Linked DNA regions of Homo sapiens: region 2 is linked to region 1. A link is an interaction called in ENCODE POLR2A ChIA-PET data of the cell type or tissue named here. Cell type or tissue: Panc1. All regions are shown on one strand. Links, peaks and the distances in the headings refer to the core of each region. The heading gives the core; the rest is flanking DNA.

Region 1 (10,162 bases), core at 660-8,659:
AGTAGCTGGGATTACAGGCACGTGCCACCATGCCTGGCTAATTTTTTGTATTTTAGTAGAGATAGGGTTTCACCATGTTGGCCAGGATGGTCTCGATCTCCTGACCTCATGATTGCCTGCCTTGGCCTCCCAAAGTGCTGGGATTACAGGCATGAGCGACTGCACCCAGCCTGTAGTGGGTATGTTTTTTAATTTGTTGCTTCTCTACTTGGTTTGTTCCCTTTTTTGTGTCAGATATGCTGGTGAATCTAGCTGCCTCATTTTATCTAGCCTCATTTGCCTTTCTTGCGTTTTCTTCCAGATGATTCATGTGTATTTTGCTAGTAGATATATCGGTTGGTTGGCTCCTTTGTTCTGACAAATCAACATAGAAGTGACTTGTTACAAGTGAGAACTGGTAATGACAGGAACCATAACAGCATGCTAATGGTCTTTGATAAATATGGTGAATGCACATGGTAGAATTTAAAGGTCTTGGTTTGAAGCCCTCCCAAGAGTAGTTGCAACTTTGAGGTTGGGTTTAGGAATAACTTCTGCAACCTTTAGCTTCACTCCTGGGAGAAACTTTGGATACATTTTACCTGCCTCTCTTGAGCTTCAGTTCCCATATTTGCAAAATGCCATGACTTATCTCTTAAGAATTTAGTTAGAATAAAACAGATACCGTAAGTTAAAAGAATACTTGGTTGTGCTCCAGCGTGTGTCTGTATCCGGAATAGGCTCATATGTAATTGGTAAATACGAGAATTATGTCAGTACAACAAGGAGATTGCTCTGGTTCATACGTGATTTTCCCCAGCATATTCATGTTTTGCATCAGGTAACAATAGTCGAGCTCAAAGTACACTAAGAGCTGAATGAAACAAGCCATGGTGGCCACTTGTGAATTCTTCCTGTTGGCCTAGTTTGGCCATGTTTTTAGTCTTTGAAGTTTTTGGAGGGGGTTGTTGTGCGATTCTCCCCCATCTCTTCACAGCCCCAAGTATCTTTTTTTTTTTTTTTTTTTTTTTTGAGACGTAGTTTCGCTCTTGTTGCCCAGGCTGGAGTGCAATGGCGTGATCTTGGCTCACTGCAATTGCCACCTCCCGGCTTCAAGCAATTCTCTTGCCTCCGCCTCCCGAGTAGGTGGGATTACAGGCACCCGCCACCACACCCGGCTAATTTTTGTATTTTTAGTAGAACGGGGTTTCACCGTGTTAGCCAGGATGGTCTCGATCTCCTGATCTCAGGTGATCCACCAGCCTCGGCCTCCCAAAGTGCTGGGGTTACAGGCGTGAACCACTGCGCCTGACTGATAATCAGGTTATAAAAGAAAAGAAACCACAGCAGTTCCATGGGTGAAGAATATTTATACCCTACCCAGTTTGATCCTGGAACCTTTTCCACAACTTGTCTTAAAATATGGTCCCATCTCCTTTATTTTTCCAATAGATCGCTGGATTCCTGTATAATTAGGGCTTCTCCATGTTGGTCAAGCTGGTCTCGAACTCCTGACCTCAGGTGATCCGCCTGCCTGGGCATCCCAAAGTGCTGGAATTACCTGCTTAGTGTGCTTCCTTCACCTGAAAGTTGTATCTTTATTAGGAACTTAATATTAAACATTTTTATTTGTATTTTTATTCACATTGCCTTTGTTAATATTTTGGTTACAAAGTGGCATAGGGATGGTCTTCCTTTTTTTTTCTCATAAAGTGCTTGTTACTTTTAGCATGTGACTGTGTAAAGTCAAGTTTTCCGGGAATGCTTATATTGTTTTATAGAGTGCACAGAAGAAACATTTATACTTATTTTTAAAATCTGGTACTATATTAGATGCCCAGTAAATGTCATTTTCTTCTCTTTCCCCTTCCTTTAAGGGTTTTTGATCACACTCAGTATAAAGTTCAAACATCTTAGCCTATGAGGGTCCCTCCTCCCCAAACTCTGCTGTGCGATCTGGCCCCTGGCCACCTCACAAACCTTATCTTGTTTCACCTTGTTCACCGTGCCCAGCCATTCCAGCTCCACACCCACTGAACAAGCTTATTCCTGTCTCAGCGTCTTAATTACTTTGTTCTTTGCCTCATACTCTGCCCTGAGATTGTTATATAGCTGATTCTTTTATGTCATTCCCTCTCAGTTCCAATGCCAACACCTCAGAGAGGTTACACTGAAATTACTGCCCACCCGCGGCAGTTTTCAGCCATCAGACCCTTATTCTCCACGTTGCAGTTTTGTCTCTCTGAAGTAACTTTGATCATTGTTTTTTTTTTTAAACGTCCCTCCAGAATTTAAACTGCATGAGAACAGGGAGGGGCTCTATTTTATGTGTCATTCTGTCTGCAGCTACCTAGAACAGGACCTAGCAGGTTCGTAATAAATAGTTGAGTGGATTGTTGTCTTAGGTATGTTTTCATGATTAGCTGGTAGTCTTAAATTGGTTCATCCTTATAATTAGAGTACTGGAAATAATTTATTAAAAGGTTAGCATTTAGGGGAGGGTCAGAAGAGGTTTTACTAAATGTTGAAATTTGGAAGCCCAGGGACATATGTGAGTGCCATACTTAAAGATGGCAATCGAGTCAAATAATAGAAAAAACGGGTAAATGGATAATTGATGGACCAATCTGAAAATGTGCTTTGTACTGATGATAATCATAAATGAGAAGTTAATGTTTTATTTTTATTTTTATTTTTTTTGAGATGGAGTCTTGCTCTGTCGCCTAGGCTGGAGTGCAGTGGCGCAATCTCGGTTCACTGCAACCTCTGCCTCCTGGGTTCGAGTGATTCTCCTTCTTCAGCCTCCTGAGTAGCTGGGATAACGGGCGCACGCCACCACACCCGGTTAATTTTTGTATTTTTAGTAGAGATGGGGTTTCACCGTGTTGGTCAGGCTGGTCTCGGACTCCTGACCTCGTGATCCGCCTGCTTTGGACTCCCAAAGTGCATGGGTCAGAACTCCTTTAGTTATATGATAGAAACTTCATGCAAACTTTTGGCTTAAGTTAAAAAGGGTATTCATTGGCATTGGCATATGGAATCCAAAAGTGGACTGATTGATTGGGAAGAGCATTGAGTCAGCTGGGATTTAGGAGCAACCGGAACCAGACCCATTTGGATGCTACCAGTAATCTCTGTCAACAGCCCTGCTATTTTCCTTTTTCAAAAAATTGAGATGGCTTCCCTTTGTTGCCCAAGCTGGAGTAAAGTGGTGCGATCACTGCCTCCTGCAGCCTTGACCTCCTGGGCTCAAGGAATCCTCCCACCTCAGCCTCGTCAGTAGCTGGGACTACAGACGTGCCCCACCATAGCCAGCTAATTTTTAAATTTCTTTTTTGAGACAGAGTTTTTCTTCTGCCCAGGCTGGAGTGCAGTGGCGCAATCTTGGCTCACTGCAACCTCTGCCTCCCGTGTTCAAGTGACTTTGCTGCCTCAGCCTCCTGAATAGGTGGGATTACAGGCATGCGCCATCACGCCTGGCTAATTTTTTGTGTTTTTAATAGAGATGAGGGTTTCTCCATGTTGGCCGGGCTGGTCTCGAACTCCTGACCTCAGGTGATTCACCTGCCTTGGCCTCCCAAAGTGCTGGGATTACAGGTGTGAGCCAGCTTGCCCAGCCATAATCAAACATTTAAATAATATTAGCATTTAAGAAAATTAACCAGTGGCTCACACATGTATTCCCAGTACTTTGGGAGGCCGAGGTGGGTGGATCATCTGAGGTCAGGAGTTCGAGACCAGCCTGGCCAACATGGTGAAATTCCGTCTCTATTAAAAATACAAAAATTAGCCAGGCATGGTGGCGCAAGCCTGTAATCGCAGCTACTCGGGAGGCTGAGGCAGGAGAATCGCTTGAGCCCAGGGGGCGGAGGTGTTGCAGTGAGCCGAGATCGCACCACTGCATTCCAGCCTGGGCGACAGAGCCAGACTCCATCTCAAAAACAAAAAACAAGAAAATTAACAAGTTACATATTCTGAACAACTTATTATTTTATTGATTTTTATTTATTTTACTTTTTAAATTTTCCCCCAGATATCAGTGCTGCAAATTTATTTATTTGTTTATTTTAATTAATTTTTTTTTTTTTTTAGAGACAGAGTCTCGCTCTGTTGCCCAGGCTGGAGTGCAGTGGCGCTATGTGGGCTCACTGCAAGCTCTGTCTCCTGGGTTCACCCGCCATTCTCCTGCCTCAGCCTCCTGAGTAGCTGGGACTACAGGCGCCCACCACCACGCCCGGCTAATTTTTGTATTTTTAGTAGAGATGGGGTTTCACCGTGTTAGTCAGGATGGTCTCGATCTCCTGACCTCGAGATCCGCACGCCTCGGCCTCCCAAAGTGCTAGGATTACAGGCATGAGCCACCGCGCCTGGCCTGAATAACTTATTATTTTAATGCTTCATTAGGTCACCAAAATAAGTAAATGGGTTGCCATGTAGAATAAGCCTTTTGTGACTTAAGATATTTGTTTCTGGATTTCAGTTGCTTCATCCTTAACACGTTATGTTGAATCTCTGAGAGGTTTTTTCTGGACCTAATGTTCTTTAACCCTATGATTGCATATATAATTTAAAAAATTAAGTGTGTTCACCCAAATTACAGGGAGTGTGTACAATACTGATCTCTGCCTGCACTGGTTTTTCTTAAAACATTTGCGTTTTCCAGGCACGTTCTCAATTTTGAATACATTAGTCTCAAAATATTTTTTAGATATCTGAAGAGGAAACTTCTATTTTATTCATTAAACTTGTGAGTTCAGGTGCATTTGTTACATTCTGTTTCATGGAAGAGAGAATTAAAATAATATCACCAAACACATTTTTGAGAATGATTTTTTTTCCTTTAATATCTTTATTTTCATGGTATGATTCCTGAATGTCAAAGCCAATTCTTCAGCAGCTAAGCTTTTATTTTGCTTTGTCTTGGAAATTGTGTACTAAAACTGTGTTTGTTAAGTAGTACAATACAATGTTATTCACATTTATAATCTTCTAAATACTAAAATAAGTTTCAGGAGCTGCTTATATTAAGTGCTAATTGAGAACCAGTGTACATTAAAATAATTTACCATAAAAAATAAGACATGAGAAGAAGGCAGGTGTCAGGGAATAAAGATGCCAAACAGTTTGGTCTTTTCTGGCAAACAGTTTTGTTTATGTCTAGCGTACAGTTTTTAAGTTGGTAAATGATGAGAAGGAGCTGGAAATTGGTAAGCAGGGCTCATATCATAAAGTGACTTCTTTGCTGTGCCTAAGGACATTCTTCTGACCGTAATAGGAACTAGTGAAGGATTTTAAACGGAACGGCAGGATTATGTTTCAACCTTGGATGTGTAGTGTGTGAAGGATGAGATGAGGATTTGGGAGGGAAGGGCCTTAGCTCTGGACAGGGGAGAAAGTTGAGCTGGTAGTAGTGTAATAGGTGTGAATGACACCAGTAATTCTTGGAGTATTGCAAACTAGTTCATGTTTCTGAATTCTGCAAAAAATGCAATTGGAGATTCATAAGAGAGTGGTATTGAAAAGAGCTAAGCATCCGGGTCTCCTTTCTGGCTTGCTACTGCTCCTCTTTTTCTGGGGAACAGGAGTATGAAGATTGGGAGTTTGTTGGGATGGGGAATTAATTTGCTTCTGAATAGCTAATGGACAAAAGCTAAAGCAGGAGGGTGTGTTATGGGAAGTTGCTATTGAGAATGAGGAATCCTTTGTCATCATCATAACCTTTTTTTTTTTTTTTTTTTTTTGAGATGGAGTCTCGCTCTGTCACCCAGGCCGGAGTGCAGTGGCACTATCTCAGCTCACTGCAAGCTCTGCCTCCTGGGTTCACGCCATTCTTCTGCCTCAGCCTCCCCAGTAGCTGGGACTACAGGTGCTTGCCACTCCGGCCGGCTAATTTTTTTGTATTTTTACTACAGACGGGGTTTCACTGGTTAGCCAGGATGGTCTCCATTTCCTGACCTCGTGATCCGCCTTGGCCTCCAAAAGTGCTGGGAGTACAGGCGTGAGCCACCGCACCCGGCCTGTCATCATAATAACCTTAACCAAGGGATAAATAAATTAGATGCTTATTTGAGAATAGTCACGTGAAAAATCGATTGGTATAAGTAGTTCATGAAGTTGCTAGTGGGTGTAATTTTTGAATTTCGGATTAGTCCCTTTTTCATATATTTTGACAACACTTCTAAAGATTTTACATTAATATAAAAGTCATTAGAATTTCTTTGATAACATTGGAGTGTTAATCTGGATTAAATGTATAACTGATTATAATTTAAAAATATTAACTTTTGAAATAATTTTAGATTTACAGAAAGTTGCAAAGTTAGTACAAAGTTCCAGTGTACCCTCACACTGCTTCCTCAGTATTACAGTCTTACCTAACCATGGTGTATTTATCAAACCTAAGAAATGAACATTGGTATAATACTAAACTATAGGTTTTATTTGGATTTCTCCGGTTTTTTCCACGAATGTCTTTTTTTCTGTTCCAATAGCCAATCCAGGTTCTCATGTTGCATTTAGTTTTCTCCTTAGTCTCCTCTGACCTGTGACAGTTTCTCAGTCTTTCCCCTTTTTCATGACCTGGACAATTTTGAAGAGTACTGGTTTGTCTGATATTTGTAATGATTAGACTGAGGTTATGGGTACAATACCATAGAGTTGATGTGCCTGTCTCATCACATCATATCAAACAGGGGACACTTATTGGTATATTTTAATCTTGGTGATGTTAATCTTGTCTCTTGGTTAAGGTAATGTGTGCCAAGTTCCTTCGCTCTGAAATTACTGTTTTTCGCTTCTCAACCTGCTCATTAGAAGTGAGTCTACTAATCTAGCCCTCATGCAAGGCAAAGGGATGTTAAGTTCTACGTACTAGAGGGAAAAGCATGGAAAATTTGTGGACATATGTTAAAATCACCACGGTAATTAAGAAATATGGTGTTTTGTTTTGTTTTGTTTTGTTTGAGATGGAGTTTTGCTCTTGTTTCCCAGGCTGGAGTGCAGTGGCACGATCTCGGCTCACTGCAGCCCCCGCCTCCCAGGTTCAAGCGATTCTCCTGCCTCAGACTGCGGAGTAGCTGGGATTACAGGCATGCATCACCACGCCCGGCTAATTTTGTATTTTTTGTTTGTTTGTGTTTAGTAGATACGAGGTTTCTCCTTGTTGTTCAGGCTGGTCTTGAACTCCTGACCTCAGGTGATCTGCCCTTCTTGGCCTCCCAAAGTGCTGGGATTACAGGCATGAGCCACCGCGCCTGGCCAAAGAAATATGTTAAAACCACTGTGGTAATTAAGAAATACTTTGGGGAGATGCTTTGAGGCTGTGCAGATAGCCATTTTTTTCCTTGAAAGTTTTGTCCAATAATTTTAGCATTCATCAGTGGATCTCATCTGGAGCAATACTTACTATGGCTTGGCTTGGCTTGGCTCGGCTTGGCTCTTCTCTTCCCTCTCCTCCCCTCCCCTCTCCCCTCCCCTCCCCTCCCTTCTCTCTCTCTCTCTTTCTCTCTCTCTCTCTTCTCTCTTTCTTGAGATGAGGGTCTTGCCTTGTCACTCAGGCAGGAGTGTAGTGGTACGATTATGGCTCACTAACCTTCCGATCCTGGGCTCATGCGATCCTCCTGCCTTGGCCTCCCAAAATGCTGGGATTAGAGGCATGAGCCACTGCATCTGGCCGATGACTGTGGTTTTCTAATGGTGTGATTTTTCTAGTTCCCTTATTCCTTTTTACATGCATTAATTGGGTTTTTTTTCTTTACAGGAGATTTGTTCCTTTTCTCCTGTATATTTACTTATTTATTCACTCATTCCATGACTTATGTCAGTGTGGACTTGTGGATATTTTTGTTCTTTGGGTTATAAGGGTTATAATTTTTTTTTTTTTTTTTTTGAGGTGGGAGTTTTGCTTTGTCTCCCGAGCTGGAGCGCAGTGGCGCAATCTTGGCTCACTGCAGCCTCTGCCTCCCGGGTTCAAGTGATTTTCCTGCTTCAGCCTCCCAAGTAGTTGGGATTACAGGTGCGTGCCACCATGCCCAGCTAATTTTTTGTATTTTTAGTAGAGACGGGGTTTCACCATGTTAGCCAGGATGGTCTCAATCTCCTGACCTATCCGCCTGCCTTGGCCTCCCAAAGTGCTGGGATTACAGGCGTGAGCCACCGCATCTGGCCATTCTTTGGGTTATAATTTAATGTTACCACTACTTGATTTGCTGCTACAGTTGTTCCACCTTTTGCCACTGGCACCTCTTTCAGGCTGGCCTCCTGTGCCCTTTCAACATGCTCTGTCCTTTGATTTTTTAAGCAGTTTCTTACTTTCTGACATAACAATTTGCTCCAAACTCTTCTGGTATTTTTCTTTTCTAGCCCTAGAGTCAGCCATTTCTCCAAAAAGCCCTGGATTTCTTTTTTCGGAATCACAGCAAACTTTTTTTTTTTTTTTTTTTTTTTTTGAGACGGAGTCTGGCTCTGTTGCCCAGGCTGGAGTGCAGTGGGGCGATCTTGGCTTACTGCAAGCTCCGCCTCCCGGGTTCACACCATTCTCCTGCCTCAGCCTCCCGAGTAGCTGGGACTACAGGCGCCCGCCACCACACCACACCTGGTTAATTTTTTTTTGTATTTTTAGTAGAGATGGGGTTTCACCGTGTTAGCCAGGATGGTCTCGATCTACTGATCTCGTGATCCACCTGCCTCGGCCTCCCAGAGTGCTAGGATTACAGGTGTGAGCCAGTGCGCCCGGCCAACAGCACACTTCTAATTCAGGAGGTAGTGTCTTCATATGGATTTTATGTGTGTATGTATGTATTTATTTATTGAGACAGAGTTTCACTCTTGTTGCTCAGGCTGTAGTGCAATGGTGCGATCTCAGCTCATTGCAACCTCTGCCTCCTGGGTCCAAGCAATTCTCCTGCCTCAGTCTCCCGAGTAGCTGGGATTACAGGCATGTGCCACCACACCTGGCTAATTTAGTATTTTGAGTAGAGATGGGGTTTCTCCATATTGGTCAGGTGTGTCTTAAACACCTGACCTCAGGTGATCCGCTCGCCTCGGCCTTCCAAAGTGCTGGGATTACAGGCGTGAGCCACCGCGCCTGGATTTTATAAGGTATCAGTATTGGCTTGAACGTGATTGTATAATAGTTTTTTCTTAAGGCTTTTGAACCACAGTTATTCACTCAGTGGGCTTCAAAAAGGTGTTTGCTACATGCCAGCATTGTTAGAACTGGGGATCCAGGGACAGGTAAGACATGATCATTGGCACGGTGGCTCATGCCTGCAATCCCAGCACTTTGGGAGGCTGAGGTGGGTGGATAGCTTGAGCTCAGGAGTTTGAGACCAGCTTGGGCAACATGGCGAGACCTCGTCTCAACAAAAAATACAAAAACTAGCTGGGCATGGTGGTGCATGCCTGTATTCCCAGGTACTTGGTGGGCAGAGGCAGGAAGATTGCTTGAGCTGGGGAAGTGGAGACTGCAGTGAGTGACACAGTGAGACCCTGTCCCAAAACAACAACAACAAAAACCATTGATCTCAAGGACTTTAGAATATAAATGTGAGAAAGACCTTTTTCTCCCCACCCGATTCTATCATTGAGTGCCTATTATGCTCCAGGCACTGTGCCACGTCAACAGGAAATAAGAGCCAGGTAAGCATAATACAGGCTGTTTTTAGGAGCACCTGGGAAGGGTTATTAACCCAGTGTTGGGCCAGGTGGAGTGTAGAGCAAATCTTGAAAGATTTGCTAGATATGGAGTTGTGGAGGGGTGGGGGAAGAAGGACATTCCAAAAAGAGGAATATTAGTGGAAAGACCGCCAGGGATAGTAATTTATGAGTTAGGTCTACAGGTAAGTGTTTTTGTGTGGGACGGTTGGTGTGGGAGTTGGAGGTAGTGATGACAGGATCCCAGGTCATGAGAGGCTTGTGGATAAGCCAAAGCTTTGGAAAGTTGAGGGACCTAGTGAAGGAATTTGAGTGGGGCTGCAGTGTAATCAGATAACCCTGGCAGCACCTTGGAGAATGCATTGGGATTCAGGAGGCTATTGTCATGATAGAGGTGAGAAGTGAAAGTCTTAACTAGGAACAGTGGAACAGTGGAATAGTGGTTCTCAGATTTGTGTGCATCAGAATCACCTGGAGGGCTTGTTAAAACACAGACTGCTCAACCCTGCCCCCCAATTTCTGATTCAGC
Region 2 (10,162 bases), core at 957-8,956, 220 kb before region 1:
CTGAAATCTCGCCCAATGTAGAAGAGAAGGCAACAGAATAAAAAAACATATTTAACCAACAGGTATCAATCTTCTGTCATCTCCAAGCATTGTGCTAGGTACCCTACAAAAATTCTCTCATTTTCTGAGAGAATGCTTACTATTTTCACTATTTTATAGATGAGGAAACTCAGTCTTAAAGGTCAACATAGCAGGTTACACAGCTGGTAAAGCAGGAAAAGCAGGATCTGAATCCAGTTCTATCTTATTCAAAGACTCTTCCCATAATAGCATTCTGTCTTTCTATGGATGATGAATTTAAAAGAATAACAGTATATACTATGTTCTTAAATAACAACAAAAGTTCTTCATATAGCCTGGACTGGTGTCACCAAGCTGAGAGACCCATGATACGTACAAGGCCATTGCAGTACATGGCAACTCCAAGTATCTTTGACTGTTTATGGGTGATAGAATTTAGGGGGAAAATAATGTGAAGCTCTGGAGCTCTAAGATTAAGTCTGGACAGAGTCACTACACTTTAGCTCACCTCTGAGTCAAACACCTAATATCCCAGGGGTAGTGATACAGAAAAGAAGAGCCAGGGACATAACTTGCAAAGAAAAAATTCAGTGAGAATGAGAGGTGGAGGCCATGCTGCAACAGGCTGAGCGTCAAACAGTGCGAGAATCAAGACTAAAATTTTTATCAGATAACAAGTCAAGGTAAATAAGATTTAGGCTCAGACCCCAGAAAGCAAGGCTGGTAGGAACAAGGGAAGAACTGCCCCCCAAACCACAGATAACCTGAGGGGCTAACAGAGCCTGCTCCCTTTTTTTGAGTGTCAGTGCCTTATATAAAAACAGAAATCCAACAGCAACATTAGCTACTCTGAAACAAAGAATTAAGAGATAAAAAAACAAGTAAGTCAAAGAAGAACTATAAATATTCATATGTGGCCAGGTGGTGTGGCCGGCAGTGGCTCACACCTGTAATCCCAGCACTTTGGGAGGCCAAGGAGGGTGGATCGCCTAAGGTTGGGAGTTTGAGACTAGCCTGATCAACAGGAGAAACCTGGTCTCTACTAAAAATACAAAATTAGCCGGGCTTGGATGCACATGCCTGTATTCCCAGCTACTCAGGAGGCTGAGGCAGGAGAATCGCTTGAATCCGGGAGGCGGAGGTTTCGGCGAGCCGAGATCGCACCATTGCACTCCAGCCTGGGCAACAAGAGCAAAACTCCATCTCAAAAAAAAAAAAAAAAAAAAAAAAAGTCATATGTGTGGCCAGGCATGGTGGTTCGTGCCTGTTATCCCAGCACTTTGGGAGGCCAAAGTGGGCGGATCACCTGAGGTCACAAGTTTGAGACCAGCCTGGCCAACATGGAGAAACCCCGTCTCTACTAAAAACATGAAAATTAGCTGGGTGTGGTGGTGGATGCCTGTAATCCCAGCTACTTGGGAGGCTGAGGAAAGATAATCTCTTGAACCTGGAAGGCAGAGGTTGCAGTGAGCTGAGATCACTCCATTGCACTCCAGCGTGGGTGACGAGAGTGAAATTCTGTCTCAAGAAATAATAATAGTAATAATAATAAATATTCATATGTGAATATAAATAACATTTTTAATGTGAAAAAGAAATTTTTAAGTAAAGATAGCTACTACAAGAACATGCTTTCTTTTCCTGCCTTAGTTTGTAACCAACTGAGAGCTCAACCCTGGAGTCAGTGAGAAAATGAACATTATCACTGATAAAGCAGGTATTAGAGATTATAGCTTCAGCAATACTCTTAAGTTATTAAGTCAGCAATGGCCGTGGACCTGCTAATACTGTACTTCAAAAGTTGACTTTCTTGATTACAGGCAGTACTCAACTTCCAGGCCTTTACCTTGGGGGAAGAGGTGTGCCCTATAAAATGTAAGGATCAGAGGATATGTGCTATTTTCAGGAAGGGGGCAGATTCGAGAAGGGTTAAAGGGTCTGTTTCTGTTCCCAAAGTCACCACTCAGGTAAGTGGGTGGTCCAGTGAGAGTCCAGGGGTGTCACTAGAGCAGAGGTCCCCCAACATGGAAAATATGAAGACTAGAATATAAATGTTTTTACAATACTAAGCACATCACCAAGGCATAATCTATTTTAAAAAAAGAAATACGTGTCTAGATAAAAAATGTAAATGTCTACCTGTGAAGAAAAAATATATATACAGTTGATTCTCATTATTCACATTAGTCATGTGTGAACACTGAATTGGTGATATTGAACCATTGCTCCCAGGAAAATAGAGGGCTGGGTTCCTGCAAGCCTCAGATCCCAACTTTTTTTTTTTTTTTTTTTTGAGACGGAGTCTCACTCTGTCGCCTAGGCTGGAGTGCAGTGGTGCAATCTTGGCTCACTGCAAGCTCTGCCTCCTGGGTTCACTCCATTCTCCTGCCTCAGCCTCCCGAGTAGCTGGGACTACAGGCGCCCACCACCACACCTGACTAATTTTTTGTATTTTTAATAGAGACGGGGTTTCACCGTGTTAGCCAGGATGATCTCGATCTCCTGACCTCGTGATCGGCCCACCTCGGCCTCCCAAAGTGCTGGGATTACAAGTGTGAGCCACCATACCCGGCCGGATCCCAACATTTTAATCAACCAATTGATACTTAACTTTGTTTTATGTGTGCTTCTGTCTAAAGACACCTTATTTATTACATGTTGTTGATTCACTAACATTTAACTAATGACCAACAGCACAATAATGCATGCCTGAATGAAGCTTATCTAACACAAGGCTCATCACAGCCTTCTCGAGCTTGGGAACACAAGACATCGCTTCAGCACTATGCTTAGGGGCTATTTGAAACAATGAAAGCACCAACAAAAAGCACAAACGTGGAAAATGTGGCACTAAACAGACGAGGAAAAAAAGCCCCATGTTTCCCATATGACAGATTAAACAGGAAGGTAAAGCAACCTTGTTCTGCTTCATCTGGGAACACGCATGTCAAGCAACACACATTTTTTACAGCTCTGTGCATGTCCACACATAACCAAAAAGTGCAACAAATATTGATATAGAGTTAGAAATAAATTTTGGTGAGTAAATTCGCAAATACAGAATTCATAAATAATGAGGATCAACTGCACACACACAAATATACATAAATATTTCAAAGGCAAATGATAAAATAAGAAAAATTCCTTCACATAAGTCAGATAAAAGATTAATTCATTATGACGTAAGAAGATATTGTAATTGAAAAGAAAAGACGAATATCCCATGCTATGGGTTAGATACGGTTTGTTTGGCCCCGCCAAGTCTTATGTTGAAATGTGATCCCCAGTGTTGGAGGTGGGGCCTCATGGGAAATGCTTGGGTCACAGGAACAGATCCCTCATGAACGTCCTGGTGCTGTCCTCACGGAAATGAACTCTCACTCTCTTAGTTCCATCCAGAACTGGTTTGTAAAAAGAGCCTGACACCTCCCTCCCCTCTCTCCTGCTTCTGCTCTCCCCTGTGACCTCTGCACACTCTAGCTCCCCTTTCCCTTCGGCCATGAGTGGAAGCAGCCTGAGGCCCTTGCCAGAAGCAAATACTGGTGCCATGCTTTTTGTACAGCCCGCAGAACCTGAGCCAAATAAACCTCTTTTCTTTATGAATTACCCAGCCTCGGGTATTCCTTTATAGCAACACAAACAAAGACATCCCAGTAGAAAAAAAAAAAAAAAAGGCCAAAGGACTTATTCATGCAATTCATGCTTAAAGAAATACACATGCTTTCCAGAGAAAGAAAACTCTTTGCAACTTGTAAATGACACAACCTCCCTTTCTTCATATAAGCTCGTGCACTGAGGGTAGGAGCATAGCCAGGTATGACTATTCCAGAAAGCTATATGGCAAAGCTTTAGAAAAAATCATCTCATTTAACCAGTAATTCCAATTTTAATAGTAATCCTAAGGACATAATTTAGGGATATGTGCAAAGATATACAATATGTCCATTGATATTCTTTTGCATTTTTTTATAATAGTGAAGGGAGATGTAGGGAAACCTTGTATTTCTAAAAACAAAATAATTTGGGAGGCCAAGGCAGGCAGATCACCTGAGGTCAGGAGAAGTTCAAGATCAGCCTGGCCAACATGGTGCAACTTCGCCTCTACTAAAAATACAAAAATTAGCCAGACGCGGTGGTGCGTGCCTGTAGCCCCAGCTACTTGGGAGGCTAAGACAGGAGAATCACTTGAATCCGGGAGGTGGAGGTTGCAGTGAGCCAAGACCATGCCACTGCACTCTAGCCTGGGTGACAGAGAGAGACTCCGTCTCAAAAAATAAATAAATACATGCATACATACACTAGTTAAATAAATTACGATGTATTCCCAGAAATGAAATACCATACCTTTAAAATGATGTTAAATTATGCCTTGATATGATACAATATGCATACTTTTCTGTATGTAATTTAATTAATTTAAAAATACATATTATCATGGAGAATTGTTCACAATATCTTTATAAGTGGAAAAAAGTATAAAACAATATTCGTGGCATCAGCCCATTGTTGTGGGTCCACAAATATATTCACCAAAATGTTAAAAGTTACTGTCTTTTAGGGGAAGAAATACTGGCATTTCTTAAAAACTCTTGTCTTTATTTTCTAATTATTTCTACAATTACCATGTATAGCTTTCAAAACAAAAAACATTTCAACAAGAATGTCATATATCTGCAATGATCTTAACACTCTTGATTTTAAAAGAAAAGCTGATCCTTTCCTCAGTGCTTGCAAGATACGTAAGCAATTTTTACTGTCTCAAAGAATCAGTTGAGCTAAATAGATTAATTGGTTTGATAAGGAAAATGACCTTTTATGACTGGTTTATGAGAAATCGTGGCTCTCTTTGTATTTGCCTTTCCTGCCTTCAGACATATGCCCTGTTCCCTTTGATTTTAGCTGTGGAATCTCAGGCTGTAGGCTGAGCTTCACACACATGGGATAACACGTGTGTATGATTACATGATAAGTGGGATTTTCCTGCTCTATGTGCAGAGCGTAATACAATCTAGCAGTTCATTGTGCTATGGGGCTTTTGTCATTTTGCAGTGTGCTGTTGGCAGCTCTTCACTACAAGGTTTTCGGTTTTGAAGGTGGGGTAATAAAAGATGTAGTCTTCTGCTCTCACCATATGGAGCTATTCTACAGAGTGTATGCCCTGCCATTTCACTAACTATTAATAAAGCCATGCTGCATTTTCCTCCATGCTGTTAGAGCCTCTTTAAAAGAGGGTGTCAGGCCGGGCGCGGTGGCTCACACCTGTAATCCCAGGATTTTGGGAGGCCAAGGCGAGCAGATCACGAGGTCAGGAGTTCGAGACCAGCCTGACCACATGGTGAAACCCCGTTTCTACTAAAAATACAAGAATTAGCTGGGTGTGGTGGTGCGCGCCTGTAGTTCCAGCTACTCAGGAGGCTGAGGCAGGAGAATCGCTTGAACCCGGGAGGCAGAGGTTGCAGTGAGCCGAGATTGTGTCATTGCACTCTAACCTGGGTGACAGAGCGAGACTCCATCTCAAAAAATAATAATAAAATAAATAAAAGATGGTGTCTAGGTTTTTATGCAAGTATTCTGAGTTCCAAAGCTTCTCCTGTGCATCAACCTTGCTGGGCATAATCTATACCTTAATTTTAAAATCTAGAGTAATCTATTTTTTATGTCAGTGTAATTAGCCCTCCATATCCACTGGTTTTGTGTCCACAGATTTAACCAACTATAGATGGAAAATACTTGAAAAAAATAAAAAATAAGAATATAACAAAAAATACATACTTTAGAAACAATACAGTATAACAATTACTTGCATAGCATTTACATTGTATTAGATATTATACCTAACCTAGAGATTATTTAATGTCTGTGAGAGTGTGAGCATAGGTTATATCAAATACTACATCATTTTATGTAAACATTCTCGGAGTTTAGTATGGTTTGGGGGGGCTCTGAAACCAATCCTCCCCCATACTAAGGGACAACTGTATATCCTTTTAGGATATGGCTTCAGATGATCTATATAACAATGGATAATGCTTCATCAACAAAAATTTATTGAGCAGGTCTTGTGATCACTACATACTGTGAGCTAGGCATTAGGGACAGCCTTGTCATCTTTGCCCTGGAGGAACATCTTATTCAAAGGGGAGCTCACGATCTTCCTGGGTTAGTGTCTTCTCCATGCAGGCACTCTATCTTCCATGTTTACCTTCCAGGCTGCATATTTCTTTCTGTTGAGACACTGAGAACTTACCTCTGAGTTTTCAGGGTTAAGGTTTATCAGAATAAATACACTCAGATCTGCCTGGCTGTCACATGCAAGTAGCACTTGGGCATTTTTCTAGACTCTCTTGAGTCCAAACTCTCACGCTCTAAGGACATTTCAGACCCTGGGTGTGCTCTCCTCCTCAAGATGCCTAAAAACGTGCTGGATGCTGAGTGTATTCATTATCACCACACAGAAAGAGGCTGAGAAATTTTCTCTCCAACCAAATACTAGCAGGTGGCGTGTATACCCAGATCTGGAAGAGTTAGTATTTTTATAATTCATTTGGTGGCTGGGAGATGGCTACAATGTGATATGTTGTTGAAAAAAAATGTATAACAGGGCGCAGTGACTCACGCCTGTAATCCCAACACTTTGGGAGCCCGAGGCAGGCGGATCACCTGAGGTCAGGAGTTCAAGACCAGCCTGGCCAATATAGTGAAACCCTGTATCTACTGAAAATACAAAAAAATTAGCCTGGCGTGGTGGCGCACACCTGTAATCCCAGCTACTCAGGAGGCTGAGGCAAGAGAATTCCTTGAACCCGGGAGATGGAGGTTGCAGTGAGTCGAGATTGCGCCACTGCACTCCAGCCTGGATGACAGAGCAAGACTCTGTCTCAATAAAAAGGAAGGAAGGAAGGAAGGAAGGGAGGGAAGGAGGGAGGGAAGGAAAGAAGTGGGGAGGGGAATGAGGGGAGGGGAGGGAGGGAGGGAGGGAAATGTATAGAGAAGGAGCAGTATTGAAAAAGAAAAAAAGCCCAGCGTGAGCGACGCAGAAGACGGGTGATTTCTGCATTTCCATCTGAGGTACCGGGTTCATCTCACTAGGGAGTACCAGACAGTGGGCGCAGGCCAGTGGGTGCGCGCACCGTGCGCGAGCCGAAGCAGGGCGAGGCATTGCCTCACCTGGGAAGCGCAAGGGGTCAGGGAGTTCCCTTTCCGAGTCAAAGAAAGGGGTGAGGGACGCACCTGGAAAATCGGGTCACTCCCACCCGAATATTGCGCTTTTCAGACCGGCTTAAAAAACAGCGCACCACGAGACTATATGCCACACCTGGCTCGGAGGGTCCTACACCCACGGAGTCTCGCTGATTGCTAGCACAGCAGTCTGAGATCAAACTGCAAGGCGGCAGCGAGGCTGGAGGAGGGGCGCCCGCCATTGCCCAGGCTTGCTTAGGTAAACAAAGCAGCCAGGAAGCTCCAACTGGGTGGAGCCCACCACAGCTCAAGGAGGCCTGCCTGCCTCTGTAGGCTCCACCTCTGGGGGCAGGGCACAGACAAACAAAAAGACAGCAGTAACCTCTGCAGACTTAAATGTCCCTGTCTGACAGCTTTGAAGAGAGCAGTGGTTCTCCCAGCACGCAGCTGGAGATCTGAGAACGGGCAGACTGCCTCAAGTGGGTCCCTGACACCTGACCCCCGAGCAGCCTAACTGGGAGGCACCCCCCAGCAGGGGCACTCTGACACCTCACACGGCAGGGTATTCCAACAGACCTGCAGCTGAGGGTCCTGTCTGTTAGAAGGAAAACTAACAAACAGAAAGGACATCCACACCGAAAACCCATCTGTACATCACCATCATCAAAGACCAAAAGTAGATAAAACCACAAAGATGGGGAAAAAACAGAACAGAAAAACTGGAAACTCTAAAATACAGAGCGCCTCTCCTCCTCCAAAGGAACGCAGTTCCTCACCAGCAACGGAACAAAGCTGGATGGAGAATGACTTTGACGAGCTGAGAGAAGAAGGCTTCAGACGATCAAATTACTCTGAGCTACGGGAGGACATTCAAACCAAAGGCAAAGAAGTTGAAAACTTTGAAAAAAATTTAGAAGAATGTATAACTAGAATAACCAATACAGAGAAGTGCTTAAAGGAGCTGATGGAGCTGAAAACCAAGGCTCGAGAACTACGTGAAGAATGCAGAAGCCTCAGGAGCCGATGCGATCAACTGGAAGAAAGGGTATCAGCAATGGAAGATGAAATGAATGAAATGAAGCGAGAAGGGAAGTTTAGAGAAAAAGAATAAAAAGAAATGAGCAAAGCCTCCAAGAAATATGGGACTATGTGAAAAAGACCAAATCTACGTCTGATTGGTGTACCTGAAAGTGATGCGGAGAATGGAACCAAGTTGGAAAACACTCTGCAGGATATTATCCAGGAGAACTTCCCCAATCTAGCAAGGCAGGCCAACGTTCAGATTCCGGAAATACAGAGAACGCCACAAAGATACTCCTCGAGAAGAGCAACTCCAAGACACATAATTGTCAGATTCACCAAAGTTGAAATGAAGGAAAAAATGTTAAGGGCAGCCAGAGAGAAAGGTCGGGTTACCCTCAAAGGGAAGCCCATCAGACTAACAGCGGATCTCTCGGCAGAAACCCTACAAGCCAGAAGAGAGTGGGGGCCAATATTCAACATTCTTAAAGAAAAGAATTTTCAACCCAGAATTTCATATCCACCCAAAATAAGCTTCGTAAGTGAAGGAGAAATCAAATACTTTACAGACAAGCAAATGCTGAGAGATTTTGTCACCACCAGGCCTGCCCTAAAAGAGCTCCTGAAGGAAGCGCTAAACATGGAAAGGAACAACCGGTACCAGCCGCTGCAAAATCATGCCAAAATGTAAAGACCATCGAGACTAGGAAGAAACTGCATCAACTAACGAGCAAAATCACCAGCTAACATCATAATGACAGGATCAAATTCACACATAACAATATTAACTTTAAGTGTAAATGGACTAAATGCTCCAGTTAAAAGACACAGACTGGCAAATTGGATAAAGAGTCAAGACCCATCAGTGTGCTGTATTCAGGAAACCCATCTCACGTACAGAGACACACATAGGCTCAAAATAAAAGGATGGAGGAAGATCTACCAAGCAAATGGAAAACAAAAAAAGGCAGGGGTTGCAATCCTAGTCTCTGATAAAACAGACTTTAAACCAACAAAGATCAAAAGAGACAAAGAAGGCCATTACATAATGGTAAAGGGATCAATTCAACAAGAGGAGCTAACTATCCTAAATATATATGCACCCAATACAGGAGCACCCAGATTCATAAAGCAAGTCCTGAGTGACCTACAAAGAGACTTAGACTCCCACACATTAATAATGGGAGACTTTAACACCCCACTGTCAACATTAGACAGATCAACGAGACAGAAAGTCAACAAGGATACCCAGGAATTGAACTCAGCTCTGCACCAAGTGGACCTAATAGACATCTACAGAACTCTCCACCCCAAATCAACAGAATATACATTTTTTTCAGCACCACACCACACCTATTCCAAAATTGACCACATAGTTGGAAGTAAAGCTCTCCTCAGCAAATGTAAAAGAACAGAAATTATAACAAACTATCTCTCAGACCACAGTGCAATCAAACTAGAACTCAGGATTAAGAATCTCACTCAAAGCCGCTCAACTACATGGAAACTGAACAACCTGCTCCTGAATGACTACTGGGTACATAACGAAATGAAGGCAGAAATAAAGATGTTCTTTGAAACCAACGAGAACAAAGACACAACATACCAGAATCTCTGGGACGCATTCAAAGCAGTGTGTAGAGGGAAATTTATAGCACTAAATGCCCACAAGAGAAAGCAGGAAAGATCCAAAATTGACACCCTAACATCACAATTAAAAGAACTAGAGAAGCAAGAGCAAACACATTCAAAAGCTAGCAGAAGGCAAGAAATAACTAAAATCAGAGCAGAACTGATGGAAATAGAGACACAAAAAACCCTTCAAAAAATCAATGAATCCAGGAGCTGGTTTTTTGAAAGGATCAACAAAATTGATAGACCGCTAGCAAGACTAATAAAGAAAAAAAGAGAGAAGAATCAAATAGACACAATAAAAAATGAT

What was found. Peaks named below come from ENCODE experiments on the same cell type or tissue, not always from the same donor. Only the 100,000 strongest peaks of a DNase experiment are listed, where the experiment ranks them.
Region 2: POLR2A ChIA-PET joins it to region 1 with 11 read pairs; 3 of 35 experiments call an interaction of 5 or more read pairs at or near these places.

Annotation. Positions count from the first base shown.
Region 1 is chr3:177,169,967-177,180,128 of GRCh38, reverse strand. All of the region lies in intron 1 of TBL1XR1 (TBL1X/Y related 1), which reads left to right. Among named protein-coding and RNA genes, the nearest start is that of TBL1XR1, 22 kb to the left of the region's middle. In Panc1, for the core only: no CTCF peak of the experiment used is centred there; no DNase peak of the experiment used is centred there; H3K27ac peaks cover 1,785 bases.
Region 2 is chr3:177,391,629-177,401,790 of GRCh38, reverse strand. No RefSeq gene overlaps it. Among named protein-coding and RNA genes, the nearest start is that of LINC00578, 45 kb to the left of the region's middle. In Panc1, for the core only: no CTCF peak of the experiment used is centred there; no DNase peak of the experiment used is centred there; H3K27ac peaks cover 3,275 bases.